2 separate regions of the Homo sapiens genome follow, and region 2 is linked to region 1. Evidence: read pairs that join two places in POLR2A ChIA-PET (ENCODE). Cell type or tissue: A673. All regions are shown on one strand.

Region 1 (2,500 bases):
TGACTATAGTTAATGATATATCGTATGTTTTCAACAAGCTGGAAGAGTGGATTTGGAAAGTTCCCTACACAAAGAAATGAGAAATGTTTGAGGTGATAAGCATGCTAATTTCCCTGATTTGATCATTACATACTATATACATGTACTGAACTATCACTCTGTATCTCATAAATATGTACAATTATTACATGTCAACTAAAAAGAGGAGAAAAGGTGATCACAAAGGGTGTACATTTGTGGGCGTGCGTGTGCGAAATGGGTTACTAAAATCCACTGAAGTCAGGAGCTATTCACCAAAAGCTGAAAATGTCAACATTCTTTTTAAGAAACCATTTTCATGCCTCCAGCCTTTGAAGGACTCAAGGCCACTGACTTATGCTAAGGACAGAAAAGACACTGTGTTATTTAGGCCTGATTTTTAAACAATGCATTATAGTGATGGCAGAGTGCAGGGTGTGGGGAGTGGGAGGGACAGGAAAATGTATGTGCACATTTGTGGATGTGAACATGTGTGTGTTCATGTGTGTTTGTGCTGACTGTGGAGGTTTGCATAAATATACTTCACAACCCAACCAAGGACTCCTACCTCCAAGATCCTTTTCCTTAACCGAGACATGCTTGCCCTACTGTGAGTCCCAGGTTGTTCCAAGCATGTGTGAGATAACCTATCCCACATGAGAAGGTCAGGTCTGGCTCTCAGTTCTGTACACCACTTCACAAGGTCACTAGTCTTGTCATTTTCTTAACTTTCTCCTTCTGTCTTCCCTCAGCAGGCAACTCATATCTGGGCACATGATAGATGTCTATCCCCTTGCCAGAATGATTTAAAAAAAAAGAAAGGCAAGTTCTTTGTTTAAACTACCGAAGCTCTGAGAACTGCCTATCAGAAGCCATGGCTGTGGAGGGTATTCATTATCACCAAAGAAATCTTTGAGTTCTGAGCTATAAGGGCATAAAAGACACTGGCCTTGGCATCACACAAGCCAACAGACCTGGGGAGAGAATACAACCTCTACACAGAAGGATCCAATTAAACACAGCATACAGTCCCATGCTGGGTACTGCAGACAAAAAGACGGTTATGACTTGTCTCTTGAGAGGTCTGCTATCTGATGGCAGAGACAGACTTTTAAACAACTAACCATAAAGCAGAAGGATAAGTGCTGCTTTTATAGAAGGTTATATATAAAGTCTTATGAACATATAAAAAGGAGGCCAAGTCATTCTATCTGCTCTGCTTAAGGCATATATCTCAGAGAAAGGGACATTTGAATTAGACTTTGCAGACAAATAGGAGTTTGCTAGGTGAGAAGCAGCAGGAGAGAGTTTTAGGCAGAGAGAACTGAAAGAAGTAGAAACATGAAAAATGCATGGTGCTTGGAAAGTAAGGAGCAGCTTAATGTGGCTGAAGCTGAGGATACGTGGATGGCTGGATATAGAAGGTAAGAAATGAAACTACATAACAATAACAATGAACACTTACTGAGTACTTACCACATGTCAGATATCATACAAAGTGCTTTACATATTCATTTACTCTTTATAAGATACATGTGATATAGGTACTGTTTGCCTTATTTTACTGTTGGAGAAATTGAGGTACAGTCAATGAGTGCTCAGGAAAGAAACATTCCCAAGGTCACATAAGATAAATGGTAGAGCTGGGACATGACCTCAGACAGCCCGACACCAGACCCTGTGCCTATCACCGTTAGGCTGTTGGATGTGCATATTGTAGTTCTGCAAGTTGATCATGACAAAGGTTAGGTTGATGTGGCTTCAGGGAGAAGGTGGCATCAGAAAGAGGTAAATGAAGTGGATGTGGGTAGGCTGGAGTAAGAGGAGATGAGTAGACATCCCAGGCATGGAGGAAAGCCATGATCAAAGCCGTATGTGTGGGAACGAGGATGTGGAGTGAGCCATTCATGCGGCCCATTAGTCTGCTCAGTGGCCTGGTGCTTCTTGGCAAAGCCCAAATGAACATCTCATTGATGGCCCCAGAAGCATCCCTGCTCTCCAGAAAGGTCCAGGGAACTCACGTCTGCTCACTTTCTCTCTGTTCCTTCCTGCTTCTCGCTGGCCTGGGAAGCTGCAGTCATTCATACAAGGGAAGATGGGTGCCCGCAGGAATCTCATGGGCTTATCTTTCCCTCTGTTATGCGTGGTTTTTATAATGTATCTCCTACCGAGCATTCCTGGGTGAGGACGGATGCTATTTGGCAGTGGGATTTAATGAATCCAGCAGTGCCTTGCTCCCCATTAAGAATCCCTGAGGGGTGTTCAGTCGGCTGAGCAGCAGAAGATTGCAGCTGCACACATTTAAATAAGAGAGACATCAGGGCAGGGTAGCAGAGGCCAAAGGGAGACCATTCCTTGAGTGAAATTGAATTTTGTTAGAGTTAAATTGAGATGCTGAGCTGTCGTTTTACAAACGTATTCATGGGCTTGGCTGTCACTTTCATTTAGTGGGCTTGCCATCTGAAGCTGGGGCTTGCTGGTG
Region 2 (2,500 bases), 200 kb after region 1:
AGTCCTTGTTGCAATTATTATTTTCCCTGACAACTTTTAGACTTGCCTTGCACATCAATGTTTAGCTGCCCTGAGTGCATTCTGTTTTGCTCTGGATGGTGCCTTGGCAAATGACATGGCTCTGTCTCTTTTCTACTTCTCCAGGACCCAAGGTTATAAAATACTTTTGAAACAATTATTCCACAGCTATATTCAAAACCTTCTTCAAGGGTCCCCACTTCCATGACAGCCTGATTATCCAGTGGCTACCTAAGGGAGCAGCATTTGGTTTGGTGATTAGAAAGTTTATTCGTGGTCTCTGCAGCTTAGACTGATGACCAGAGCACCTCTTACCTGTCCTTATCTGCTGCAATTCCATTAACAGTGCCCCAAGGCCCACAGGGTGAGCACCAGTGGGTAGATGGATGAGGATGAAAACAGCAGACCTTGCCCTAAAGAGCCTCAGCTCTAATTAGTCTAACACTGATTTACGCTTTATGCTTTATGAAGCATCTACTATGTGCAGAATCATGACTATGAGCTATGAGAGACTCAAGGAAGCTCATTAACAGAGCTGACAATATCCCTGAGCAGACCAAGCACACAAAGGAGAAAAAAATACAAGAATTCTTAAGGCAGAACATGCAAACAAGATCACAGTAGAGTAAGGGTGCCATGTAGCTAGAGATGGTGGAGGCCAGTGTATTAACCACACAGTTAAATGTATGTAAGAGAATATTCTGTGCAAAGGGAACTTAGCTCTTCCTGCAGAGCTCCCAAATCTCTTGAAGTCTTTACAAAACAAACAAACAAACAAACAAACAAACAAAATTCGGAAATATTTCAGACCTAACAGCAAAGTGACAGAATGTTGAGAAAAAGGACAGAAGGTTAAGGCTCCCATGGCAGGCCAGTCAGACGTGTGGGCAGGAGGACAGCTGAAGAGTGACTCGCATTTGCTTGCCAAGCCTGACTCTCTGAAGCTTCCCTTTTGTCTTCTTCTGTAAATATGATCTAAGGGAGGAAGTGATTCAGCACAGCCTGAGCCTATTCTGGGATCTAAGAGACACAGAAGTGCCCTGAAATTTCCATTTTCATCACTAATTACTTTAACAGGTACTTTAATAAGTGCTTTCCAATTGCCCCCGCTGTTTTGTAAAATTATCTACACTGCATTTTACATTTTTAATCAAGCTTTATTTTTGAAAAGTTCTGACTTTCTGAAGATTTTGCCTTTTACATGTGGGGGAACACATTTTTTCCCTCTGATTTCACCAAACTAAAAGGATTAGTTAGTGGAGAAAAAAAAACCCAAAACTTGACCTATTTTTACCAGACCTATTGGAAGCTCCATTGATGGTCACTAGAATTCAATGTACCACTTATTAGGAAGAAATGAATTACCACTTGCTCTGTGGGGGGAAGAGACACTCTGTGAAGTCCTTTCCCTAATCTTATCTCATGAATCTTCATACTACTGTGTGGAAGAAGCTGTCATCTTAGTTTTTAGAGATGAAGAACCCAAGATGACAGAAGCGAAGGAAGGCATCTGAAGTCACAATGCTACATATATTTCAGGAAGCAGGAGAGCCAGGATTCTGTCCCAGACCTGCTTCCTTCTAAGTCCAAGCTCTTCCTACCATATTCTGCTTGCTTTTTCTATGAAGGGAGGGACGTGATAACATCATTGCTATCTTTTACAAGGCAAATCCTATGGAAGTAGCTTATTTCTGCCTAAATGTTAAGCCCACAATTTGAGCAGCTCCCATCAAATTAATTATGTTGCCTTGGTGATTTTCCTTCCCAGGTTCTGCTTTAGAGGCAGATAATTGGGAAGGAAATAATAATAATAACAGCAACAATAATAGCTGTGAACACTTATCGAGCTCTTTTTAGCACTAAGTGTGTGTTTCACATATGTTATCCTTTTAAATCCTCATTACAACCTACAGTAAGAACTATCATACCTGTCTTGCAAGTGAAAAAACTGACATACAGAGCTAAAAAAATCTTGCCTAATGTCACATAAATAGTATCTGAACCCTGGACAGTCTGACTGCAGAGTTCATGCTCTTAATTCTACCCAATTAAATCTGGTTAATGATGATTTGTTATAGACAACTTATTAAAATAACAATAAAAATTAATCAGTAAAATGAACTGCATAGAATTAAAAAATAATTACCTCTAAATACAATGTGATATCTGTTTGCTAGACACAAACATCATTCATTCATTTACTTAAAATCATGCTTTCCTTATTATTATTCCATGGTTATCACTATTGGTATTTGATTGGTATTGTTAATTTCATTTGCTTTTTAGATCACTACATTCTTTCCATGGAAGCATAATTCCATATGTAAATTTGGACCTAACTGAAAAAATAAAACTATGCAAAAAAAAAAAAATGAACATTTATAGAGTGCTCACTTGCAGGCTAGGTCTTGTGCTAAGTGTTTACATTATTATTATTTTTAAAAAATTTAATTTAATTTAATTCAATATTTTATTTTATTTT

Evidence for each region. Peaks named below come from ENCODE experiments on the same cell type or tissue, not always from the same donor. Only the 100,000 strongest peaks of a DNase experiment are listed, where the experiment ranks them.
Region 2: POLR2A ChIA-PET joins it to region 1 with 6 read pairs; 2 of 35 experiments call an interaction of 5 or more read pairs at or near these places.

The regions. Positions count from the first base shown.
Region 1 is chr2:132,603,468-132,605,967 of GRCh38, forward strand. All of the region lies in intron 1 of GPR39 (G protein-coupled receptor 39), which reads left to right. Among named protein-coding and RNA genes, the nearest start is that of LYPD1, 65 kb to the right of the region's middle. RefSeq lists an enhancer at 1,868-2,424. In A673, no CTCF peak of the experiment used is centred here; no DNase peak of the experiment used is centred here.
Region 2 is chr2:132,803,284-132,805,783 of GRCh38, forward strand. All of the region lies in intron 11 of NCKAP5 (NCK associated protein 5), which reads right to left. Among named protein-coding and RNA genes, the nearest start is that of NCKAP5-AS1, 110 kb to the right of the region's middle. In A673, no CTCF peak of the experiment used is centred here; a DNase peak (open chromatin) is centred at 988.